2 separate regions of the Mus musculus genome follow, and region 1 is linked to region 2. A link is a loop called in an ENCODE intact Hi-C map of the cell type or tissue named here. Cell type or tissue: gastrocnemius. All regions are shown on one strand. Links, peaks and the distances in the headings refer to the core of each region. The heading gives the core; the rest is flanking DNA.

The links. Peaks named below come from ENCODE experiments on the same cell type or tissue, not always from the same donor. Only the 100,000 strongest peaks of a DNase experiment are listed, where the experiment ranks them.
Region 1: a loop joins it to region 2, with 4 times the contacts of the local background. A loop is called at or near these places in 1 of 42 quality-filtered maps.

Annotation. Positions count from the first base shown.
Region 1 is chr10:13,190,259-13,196,223 of GRCm38, forward strand. Ltv1 (LTV1 ribosome biogenesis factor) reads right to left here and starts at 2,879. Exons shown (of 11, transcript NM_181470.4): 1 at 2,770-2,879; 2 at 1,850-1,981; 3 at 317-487. The coding sequence starts at 2,772. In gastrocnemius, for the core only: no CTCF peak of the experiment used is centred there; DNase peaks (open chromatin) are centred at 2,589, 2,927, 3,433 and 3,602; H3K4me3 peaks cover 1,572 bases; H3K27ac peaks cover 1,496 bases.
Region 2 is chr10:14,702,691-14,708,556 of GRCm38, forward strand. Vta1 (vesicle (multivesicular body) trafficking 1) reads right to left here and starts at 2,799. Exons shown (of 8, transcript NM_025418.3): 1 at 2,660-2,799. The coding sequence starts at 2,771. 1700016L04Rik (RIKEN cDNA 1700016L04 gene) reads left to right here and starts at 2,919. Exons shown (of 6, transcript NR_045824.1): 1 at 2,919-2,983. In gastrocnemius, for the core only: a CTCF peak has its summit at 2,972 (motif pointing left); a DNase peak (open chromatin) is centred at 2,867; H3K4me3 peaks cover 1,909 bases; H3K27ac peaks cover 1,331 bases.

The DNA.
Region 1 (5,965 bases), core at 329-5,328, 1.5 Mb before region 2:
GAAAACACCTCCACAACAGTTTATGATCATAAAACTATGTCAGGATACAGGATGCCCTGTTTTTCTTCTATGGAAAATGCTGCCTGACATGACTCATAGTTCTGAACCTGACAAAAGGCTGTTAATATTGACAGCAGCTACCAGAGAAAGGGCCTACACCCAATGGTGCAGACATACACATGTCTATACAACAGCAGGCAGAGACTCTATATTCTTCATACCGGCACCATTTTCTGACCCTAAGTTATTGACTTAAAAACGAGGAGTCTCCCCATTGCTGCAGGGTTTCACATGTAAAGGGGCCGAGAAAGCTTACTGAGTATACGCAGGGGTCTTCTGTCTTGTCGCAGAGGGGTGTGGCAAAGGAGGTGCTGGGGATAAGCTCTGCGGGCCCAGAGGGCTCCTTCAGGTGCTGCAAGTAATCATAATCGTCGTCGAAGAACACGCCGTACTTCCTCTGCTCAGCCCGTCTTTCCTCGTCATTGACCTTGGACAACAACACGGAGTTAGCTATCCTGCCACGAGTAAGGCCAGGACCCTGACAACTTTTGTAGACAGCACAGGAATAGTGGCTGATAGGAATCATTAGTTCCTGACAAATACCACAACTACAGAGAGTCCAAAACATAGTGCTACATACAATTATAACAGAATGACAACAAGCCAGGCTGAGGCAGGCCATTAGAACCCACCAACGTATGGTATGACAAGCCTGAAAAACGCAGACCTGGTCTCAAAGACAAAGTGAAGCAGGAGCACATACACATAACACGAGTGAGAACGAGTCTTTCTTTCTTTTTTTTTTTTAATTTTTTATTAGGTATTTAGCTCATTTACATTTCCAATGCTATACCAAAAGTCCCCCATACCCACCCACCCCCACTCCCCTACCCACCCACTCCTCCTTTTTGGCCCTGGCGTTCCCCTGTACTGGGGCATAGAGAACGAGTCTTTCAACTAGACAATTCTGCATGGCAAATCTAGGTAAGAAATATATGTAACATACACTCAAAAAATGTCACTGGAGGCTTAGAAGAAAAGATTTGGAAGCTTTGACAGTAAGTATAGTTTCTTGTACTTATACCCAAAGAAAGCTTTTCATGAAGTGGTGTAATGGGTGGCTTTAAGGAAAAGTTAAAGGGAGGCAAATGCCTCGAAATACTTAAAACGTTTTTTTACACTTTTAATGAGTGTGTATGTGCAGCTAATACACACAGAGGACAAAAGGGAGTAGCAAAACCCCCGGAACAGTTGTTATAGATGGCTGTGACTCTACATATGGGTGCTGGGAACCGAACCTGGGTCCTCTGCAAGAGCAGCAAGTACTTAAACACTGAGCCATCTTTCCAGCATCCCCCAAAATGTTTCCATTATCCATCTTTAACAAGTGTGATGCTAACATAAACCAACCTACTCACGGCCCCTCTAGGATTGCCAAAGCTATCCATGAGCTTGGATGTTCTGTATTTCATGACATGAGAGACGAGGGGGCAAATGGAAGACTACTGTAATATGGGGGAATCCCAAGAGAAAGCAGAGACTGAGCATACCGCCATAGCCTAAATAATACTGTGCAGATGGAGGCTGTGAACTAGTGAACTTGACTAATATTCTATAAGATCTCTTTATTTAATAATCTCAAAGATGCTTTAGCCTGTCAATCAAAATAAATACACAACATCAAACATCAGCACAGAAACTGGAAACTGAGTCACAGCTCTTTTTTTTATTTTTTTAAGAGGACCAACTTCTGAGAATGCCCGGCATGCTTAAGTTCCCTGGGTTCCATGTTCAGGACTACAAAACTACCATTCACCTAAAAACGTAGTGGCTCCAGAACAGGACCTACCTTTTGTGTAGGCAAGAGAACCCTCTGGGGTGCAGTTTCATCTGCGGCTAAAGGATCTCGCTGGCTCCGGTGGACCAGGTGAAAAGACACAGCTTTCTTCTTCTCTATAAAGGGCTTTTTCTTTCTGTGAGGCTACAAAATAATCAGGAAAGGTCAATAAAACAGAACCCCCACACAGTGGGCAACGCCACAGCCACAGGTACACTCAGTTAAGCATGTGGAGGGTGAACAGATATTTCAGATTTGTACACCTAAGCCAGACAGGACAGGAGTCCCTGTCTCCTGAAGGATCCATACTTACCTTCGCCAACAAACCCTGGCTAGGCACCTACTCTGAGACACTTGTTCAAAGGTGCTGGGGAATATGTGGGGCAGTGTGAGAAACTCTCCGCTCTTAGCAAGTAAATCAGTAAGAGGGAAAATCAAACAGGATTTTCAAATCAAAAGCAAATGCCTGAAGTCTCTCTTAATGGGTGCTCTGGGAAGGTCCCCGAAAAGTTTTATCAACAAGACAAGGAGCCTGCCACAAGAAAATATAGACAGACACTTCATCTACAAGGTAGTAAATAAGATTAGGGCACAGACAACTAAGGTTCAGATGATTTACTCCTCGATACATTCGTATTTGCTCTTCAGCTCTGGGTCTAACCAGAGTTGCTACCCAGTGGCCCAAGTGAACCCCGGAAGCAGGGGGCGGAGCTTCTGCGTCACAGGGACGGAGTTACCCAAAGCCTTCAGGACTGGAAACTCCGGGCGTTTGGCGAAAGGGAAACCTTCTTTCTCCTTCCGAAGTGCCCCGGGGGTGACGAAGGTGACTGGTGCCGGGAGAGTGACAGGACTCGGGGCACCAAGCCACGCGGCCAGTGGCCTAAGTCAGCCGCAGGGAGCGGCTCCCTCCCGGAGCACCGCGGTTTTCTCACCATGATGAGGCAGGGACACCCTCTCCGGAACCGCGGCAGCCGAACCGCCGCTCCCCGGTACCTGCCGGCAGCTCCACACGTGGGTCCACAGGGCTAGGGCAGCACGTCACACGATGGCGGGGCAAGGAGCCAATCGCCGGCGAGCCGCTAGGCTGTAGCCGGAAGTTGCGTGAGCCCGCGGTGACAGAACCTTCCCGGGGACTTCCGGGAGGTGGGGCTAGCAGGACCTTCAGTGGGCGGGGCTTTCTGGCTGGAGTTGGTGGCGGCAGGGAGTAGCCTACTTACCTGAGGGCAAGTTTCAGGTTCCAACCTGGGGCTTCAGATATTCCTTACCTGTGCTTAACTCAGAACAAACAAAACAAAAACAATCAAAAACAAACGAAAACAAGACCAAGGCTGTGCAGGTTCATGACAGGAAAGTGGTCACTTCCCTGGCTTCTTCTTCTTCTTTTTTTTTTTTTTTAATATGTTTGTTTGTTTGTTTGGTTGTTTGGTTGTTTGGTTGGTTGGTTGGTTGGTTTTTCGAGACAGGGTTTCTCTGTGTAGCCCTAGGCTGTCCTGGAACTCACTCTGTAGACCAGGCTGGCCTCAAACTCAGAAATCCGCCTGCCTCTGCCTCCCGAGATTAAAGGCGTGCTCCACCACTCCCTGGCCTTCCCTGGCTTCTTGACCTAAGGGGAATCAGTTGCCTAGCAATGTCCAACCAAGGCCTAGCTTCAATAGGCAGAGTCTAACATCTTTAGGGTTTTCGTATTACATCTTTTTGATGAACAACTCCCAACCGTACCTTTAGCACAGTCCATAAGTGTTGGTATTCTGTCTGGACTCCACCCCCACAGATACCTGGCAATTGCCAGGTATTCGCTGCCCCACGGTTACCTGGCAACAGCCAGGTAGACCTGGCCCTATAAAAGGGGCTGCTTGTCTCCCCCTCTCCCATCCTCTCTCATTTGCCTTTCTTTTGCCTCTTGCCCTCTTGCTCCCCATTCCCTCCCCCCCTTGCTCCATGTGTCATGGCCCGCCTCTACTTCACTACTCTCTCCTTCTCTCTGCCTTTCTCTGCCTCGTCTACTTTCTTAACTCCCCTCTCCATGCCCTGAATAAACTCTATACCCCCTTCTCCCAGACCCCGCCAGAACTTATCGTAATAGCTCTTTCTCTTTTTATGATCACAACACTAAGATTATTGGTTTTAGGGGCATTTGATGTAATAAAATAAATTCCGAAGCTCTGATGATTGCATATTTTTTTAAGATGAAAACTAATAAAAACCCAAGGTGGTTTTTTGTTTTTGTTTTTTGAGACAGTGTCTCATGTAGCCCAGCCTTCTGTCCAACTTGAACTACGTATCCTCCTACTTGCATCACGCTAGTGTTGGGCGTATTCGATGTGTGTGATGCTGAAGACTGAAGCCAGCCAGGGCTTCCTGCATGCTCGGAGAGCACCCTAACACGTTTTCTGTGACTACATCTCCATCCCCCAAGTTGTTGCTCACATATTTTGTGGTGCCTTAAGCAAATAGGATTTTAAGTGTAATTTCTTAGGAAGATTTCCGTCGGATGCTGGAGAGGAGCGTGATGAAATAATCCAACATTCTATCAGTAGACGCTTGCTTTCTCATTCCCAATTGCTAGTGGTTTTTTTTTTTTCTTCAATGTCTTGAGTTCTGTTGAAATGTCTCTATAATTATAGCCAAATATTATCATTGTAAATGTTTGTGGGCTACTGTTCTTTTTCTACAAGAAAAATAATGGAAATAGTTTAGATCAGAACCACACGTTTTGTCATGAGAAAATGTTTTGTAAAGTACATATATAGTTTAACATATCTTTATGCTAACTAGCCATCATTCTTTGCTATTTGAAAGCAAGATTTATATGGGAAGCACCAGGCTCAGTTCAATCTGTTTTATTTACTACTGGATCTAGTTCTTGATACACACACCCAATAAATATTTGTTTATGGGAATTAATGATTTGGCATTCTACCTGAATAACCAATTTCCCCACTATGACTCTGTGAGAGAGGGGCTATTAGGTGCCCTTATGAGCATTTTTACTGCAACCCAAAATTCCCAGAAGAAAAAGCCATATTTGTGTTGAAGATTTTAAATGACTAATTAGAACTTCATGATTGTGGAAAGTTGGAATGTTGCCTATATTCAGTACCCCCTTAGTAGCTAACTCATTGTCCTCCTCTGGGTCTGACCTGGCAACCTTTTGGCTATTAGGTAAAACATTTGACATGTATTCTTGCAACCACTGTTTCCACCAACCCCAAAGCTAAGAATGACATCAGCTAACATCCCAAACCACCGCAGAGTTGTCCCAGCACTACTGCAACCTGTCTACCTGTGATAGCCCAGCAGTGTATTTGGAAAATGCATTTATTTATGATTGTTTATGGGTTGTTGTTTTTTTTTTTTTCCTGAGACAGGGTTTCCTCTGTGTATCCCTGGCTGTGGTACTCATTCTGTAGATGAGGTTATCCTCAAACTCAGAGATCATCCTGCCTCTGCCTCCTGCGTGCTGGGATTAAAGGAGTGTGTCAAGCCAGCCTAAAGACCTTTCGTTTCTTTTCTTTTTCTTTTTTTAAGGTGTACTTTCTTTAAGATTTATTTATTTATTTATTTATTTATTTTTTTAATGCATATGAGTACACTATAGTTTCTTCAGACACAGTAGAAGAGGGCATCAGATACCGATACCATTATAAATGGTTGTGAGCCACCATGTGGTTGCTGGGAATTGAACTCAGGACCTCTAGAAGAGCAGTCAGTGCTCTTAATCTCTGAGCTATTTCTCCAGACCTCTTTTCTATTCTTTTTCTTTCCTTTCCTTTTCTTTTCTTTTCTCTTTTCTTTCCTTTTCCTTTCTTTTCTTTTTCTCTTTTCTTTTCTTTCCTTTTCTTTTCTTTCCCTTTCCTTTTCTTTCTCTCTCTCTCTCTCTCTCTCTCTCTCTCTCTCTCTCTCTTTCTTTCTTTCTTTTAATTCTTTTTGAGACAAGCTCTCAGTATGTGGCTGTCCAGGAACTTACTATGTAAGACAGGCTGATCAACCTGCCTCTGCCTCTGGAGTGCTGGGGTTAGATGTATAATTCTTTAAAGAAAAAGAAATAATAGAAGTTCACATGTCCTCTTCCACTTCCACGGTTAATCGGGGCAATTGGAATCCGTTCCTGGATGTGGCACTCACATT
Region 2 (5,866 bases), core at 1-5,000:
CTGAACTCAGTTTTCATGTTTGCATAGTAAGCAATCTCTAGAACCCAACTCTTTGGCGTGGGAGGAAAATTATATATTTCAATAGTCTGGAGCACGTGATAATATTTCTCCGTGAGAATTTTTTTACTTGTGTCATCATGTTGACATTAATAGCCTTTTTGGATTTTTACAGCATATAGGTTATGTGTGTAGGAATGTAACTTAAAAGGTTTAAAGATGAACTTAATACTAAGAAACTACCAGAACTGGGCAGAAAGATTTGAAAAAAAAAAAAACAGTACTCAGAAATAAAAAATGAATGTTGATGTTGATGTCAACTCAATAGCTGTGTTAAGCAACAGATATGTGGAAGAAAAGGCCTTAAGGATTTACACAGCATACCACAAATGAAATATATGAAAGCTTTAAGAGAAGACAGTTAAAAGGAAAAGGATAGCACACATGTAATAGAAACTTCACAAGAGTGATAATAAAATAGCATCAACAACAAAAGTTTCTATAGTTGATAAGAGATCCAGTTATAGTCTTAAGAAAGAAAAATCCCAAGTGAGGACACAAAAGAAATCAAGGCCTAGCAAACTGGAATGTATCCTAGCTACTGACAGACAATTTATATCAAGCATTTTGGAAAAAAAGACTTCTTGAAGAAAAACCAGACTGTGAACTGGGAGAAAATAGCTGCAATTCATGCAACAAAGGATTAGTATATATTATTAGGAAGTGACATTTCAATAGAAGCCTGGGCAAAAGCAACAAAAGGCAGTTAAAAAGAAAAGCACTTGCTTAATTAGCATGTGAATAGATGTTGAACCTCATTAAGTCTCAGAGAATTGCAAATATCACTTCAAAGAGACAGCATCCAGGGCCACCAAGTTAGCAAAAATTAAAACTTCAGTAACATCAAATGTGAGTACATGCATACCTCCTGTCGCTCCTTAAATTCTGTATGGATATCATGCAGGTCTCATAACAGAAACTGCAGTACAGCCATACTGACTTTGTCATAAAAATGCCCATTCATGACTAGGGAGAAGGGATGCTACTGAAATAGAAACACCCATAAAAACCAGATGACAGCAGGCAAAAAGGTGAGGACAAGCGTGGACTCCCATTTCAAGTTTACCTATGACAGGAAGCTGTAAGGCTTAATTTTAGGGGACTGACATGAGAAGCACTTCTCTTGTTTTTGTTTGTTTGTTTGGTTGGTTCTTGTTGTTTTAAACAAAGAAAACAGGGGAATCAAGCTTAGAACAAAGGGCAGGAATGACCACAATGACACAGGAAGGAAAAGATCCTGGGTAGTGACAAAGGTGCACAGTTACAGGTTCATGAATAAGGATTGGCTTAGAGGGAAACAAAGGGCCCTGGTTCACAGTCCAGAGCCAGCCTCTTTGTTGTATCCAACTTCTCTCTGGCTCTATACTCTCCAAATCCTCACTCCTCCTCTTTTAAACTTCTCTGTGGACCTTCAGACTTTTGTTCCTTTTAAAGGTATATTCTTCAGCAATTGTGCACAAAGGTCTGGCTTCCATTGTCAACTGAGCAATGTGTTTCTGAACACAGGAAAATGAGGTCCCCTCTACAGTACTGTGGCACTTCTATGCCCGTTCCTGAAATTATAAAATGCGTACTGTTCAAACGCCCCTCCTCTCAGTAGTCCTAGGACCACAGGAGCTGGGTTTTAGTTTTTTTTTCCCAGTACTTAGGAATGCTCGTCAATAGGTAAAAAGGCTCAATAATTAGGATATGTTTGAAGATCATCAAAAGAACAAGAATGGTGGGAACAATACTGGTATGATTTTTATAAAAATGAAGTATAGCCACCGAGTGGCTTGCAGAAGAGGTGGGAATTCAGATCATAAATCAAGTGGAGAATGGCAATTATTGGTGGTGGTAGGGGGACATCCATGCACATTTGAGAAATGAGGTACATACATGTCCACAAGGGAAGGCTTGACTTGGTCCAGATTTTTGCTAACAATGTCCACAACAGAGGACACATCATTTCTGTATTCTGAAAGTTCTTTAGAAACTCAGAGTACAGTCATTTCTTGCAACAAAGATAGGAGTATAATATTCAAATCATAGTTTACATAAAACTACTAGTCCTATCCACTTCACCAACTCTGCATGTCTGAACGGAGTTCAAACTGTGTCCTCTTCAGTAGTATATACATCTCAAACTAGGAATATTGGCATTAAACTTCTTAACTTTCAGGATAGCTAAAGGATGACTCCAAATTCTTACTGGTGGTAATGAGGAGTACGGAAAACAAGTCAAGAACAGTCAAATTCAAATTTTCAGTAGTAGCCACTGTCCACTGAACCGTCTGAGTTTCGGAAGGGACCTGAAAGCTCTCGTGATTAATGCACAGCTTTCGTTATGTTTTCTGTTAGTCTCCCTTCCCACCCATCTCTGGGAAACCTATGACTATCGAGGTTCTCATTCCCAGAAGAAAGAACAGCCGGGAGGCGTGTCCGAGGCTCTAAGCTGGAGAGACGGGGGTCCGGGTGTGGAGGGAGTCTAGTACTTGGGGTCCTCCTGGCCGAGCCAGAGGTCAAGGCTCAGGTCTGAAGCCAGGGGGCGGGGCGGGCCTCAAGAGCGGAGGGAGGCGCGGGGCGCAACCGGGCGGGAGAACGGGGACTCGGAGGGACTCACAGTAGTAGGCCACCACGGGGTCCCGCTTGTCATGCTCCTGCGCCGTTCTCAAATGGTGCTGTATGCTCTTAAACTGCGCGGGCAGCGGCGGCAGAGGGGCCAGCGCGGCCATCTCCACTCCCGGAAGCGCTACTTCCTACTCGCCGGTCACAGATACTTCCGCTTCCGCCTCCGAGCGGGCAATTCTCACCCACGCATCCGTTGCTGAGACGCTTGTCCGCGACGGGTGCCCGAAGGAGACAAACTTACTGCCTGGTTTAAGGCAGTTATTATTTGGAGAATGAGAGTCTCCTGTGTCGCACACGGCTCCAGCGCTCTCTGCTGGTAAGCGGAGATAGAGGTTTTAAATTTAACTTTTGTTTTTGTTTGTTTGTTTGCATGGAATGAATGAAAGAGAAGAAAGGGGAAAATAACGTAAAGGACTTTAACTGCGAGAAAGGAAAACTTCCCCTCCCCTCTCTTTATCTCATGCGTGTGTGTTTTGTTGGGAATATTCTGGCAAGCGTATATACTACTAAGCTACCTTCTCAGCTTTCAAATTTTCCTTCCCTTCCCTCCCTCCCTCCCTCCCTCCCTCCCTCCCTCCCTCCCTCCCTCCCTCCCTCCCTCCCTCCCTCACTCTCTCCCTTGTCTTTATTTTTATGAGACTGGGTCTCACTAAATTGCCAAACTAAGCTTTGGACTTGAAATCCTTTACCCAGGGCTTCCCAGTTAGTAGAGATTACAGACATATGCATATAGATGGGCCACAGTGGGTTTTTTTTTTTTTTTGGTGGGGGGGGGGGAGGGTGGGGTGGAGTGGGGGGTGGAGGTGTCATTAGTTTTAACAGAGAAAATGATCACAAAATAAAAATTTATACATTCACACACACAGAAGTACACGTTATAGCCTTTCTAGAAACTGTAAAGAGATACTGAAAACATGTACTTAAAGGAGATTGGAACTGGAAACAACCATTGCTTTTAGTTTAGAAGTTTTAAATTCTTATATGAGAAACACTATGTTTAAATACTAGATTAAAATTTGCATGTCCAAATACTGGACTGAATAGACAGTCCTTTTCAAACTTGAAAGGTAAACACATGCGAACTAATAAGAATTGAATACTTTCTCTGATATGGCTAGTGCTTGTTTTAGTGAACTATGCGAGTTGATTAGTGGAGGAAGATGATGAACATTAGGAAAGTATTAGTCTGTCTTACTACTTGACAAGATAGAGTCCAGGAGAGTCTGCACTTCTGACTTTATAGCACACCCCACCTTTTCTTTATAGCAGTGATATTTATTTATTTATTTATTTATTTATTTATCTATTGCCACCTCTCCATTGCATAGTATCATCCTTAAGGACTTACATTTCATTTGAACTTTCCTGTATTTTTTTTCTTTTTGTTTGGGTTTTATTTGTTTGTTTGTTTTTTGTTTTGTTTTTTTGAGATAGGGTTTCTCTGTATAGCCCTGGCTGTTTTGGAACTCACTTTGTAGACCAGGCTGGCCTCAAACTCAGAAATCTACCTGCCTCTGCCTCTCAAGTGCTGGGATTAAAGGCGTGCCCCACCACCGCCCGGCTGAACTTTCCTGTTTTTTCAACGCCAATATTGGTATATAGTGTTTGCCTTATGTGGTTTACCACCAGAGTAACACTAGTATCACTGAATGAAAATGGTAGTGTTGCTTCCCTTTTTATACATGGAATGGCTTGAGACGTATTGCTATAGGTTCTTCCATAAAGATTCACTAAAATTCAATAGTGTCAGGCATGGTGGTGCATACCTTTAATCCCAGCATTCTGAAGGCAGAGGTAGGTGAATCTCTGGGGTCTAGGAAAATATAGTCTTCAGAGGGAATTCCAGGACAGCCAGGAACTTGTCTTGGGGGAGTGGAGGGACATCTAGTAGTAAACATTACTAGCTTATTCATTCATTCATTCATTCATTCATTCATTCTTGCTTTGTGGACAAACTTTTGAAAAAATATTGCTTCATTTTAATTTCTGGTTGCGAAATTTTTAAGTTGTCTAATTTTTTTTGCCTTTATTCATTCATTTATTTTAAACTCAGCAAGGGCTCATTTTGATTAGAAGAAATCTATCATTGCTATATCCTGTTACAGTAATTAAAATCTGATTCATATTCATACATATTCAAGTTGCATCCTTTTTTCTTTTTTATTAAACTAATAAAATTTATTTTAAAATATACAACTCAATATTGATATTTTTAAGTCATCAAAATAATTTATAATAGTTAAATGCCTCTTAAGTATACATAATGTCTTCTGAAGCTAAAAGTAATATGCACTAAACCACATTTAAAAAAATCTATTTGTAACATTAAATATGATAGAAGTAGAAGAAATTCTTTATGAAGTCCTCTATGAAAGGAAATTGTGAAAAGTTCCTGCTTAGATAGAAACCATTTCATTTCCAAGGGAAAATAAGCAGTGTAACTATGACTTCATAGAATGAATTGGGTAGTGTTCCTTCTGTTTCTATTTTGTGGAATAGTTTGAAGAGTATTGGTATTAGATCTTTTTTGAAGGTCTGAAAGAATTCTGCACTAAACCCATCTAGTCCTGGACTTTTTTGTTTGGGAGACTGTTAATGACTGCTTAAAATTTTCATTGTTGGGCTGGGGTGGTGCACACCTTTAATCCAAGCATCCAGGCAACAAAAGCAGGCAGATCTCTGTGAATTTAAGGCCAGCCTGCTCCACAGACTAAGTTTCAGGACAGCCAGGGCTACACAGAGAAACACTGTCTCAAAAAACCAAAAGTATGGGCTGGAGAGATGGCTCAGTGGGTAAGATCATTGACTGTTCTTCCAAAGGTCCTGAGTTCAAATCCCAGCAACCACATGGTGGCTCACAACCATCCATAAGGAGATCTGACTCCGTCTTCTGGAGAGTGTCAAGTTGCATCATTTAGTCAAATGATTAGAGTAATATATTGTGTAATGTCTGTCGAACATGAGGTGAACTCTGAGTTCAGGTAGTAAAGTGCTATGCATTGCTCACGAAGCCAGCAGATTGATTTCTTTTCTGTTCTTGTAATAAAGGTAAGGGTATTTTTCTTTTCCAATACTTGGAAGCTTATTCCCCAAACAATTTGATCTTCTCAAGTAATAAAATAACCTTACAAATATTAAGTTTTCTAATTTATGTCTAATTTTGGTGAGTTATATATACCTAGGAAGTTATTTCCTTTAG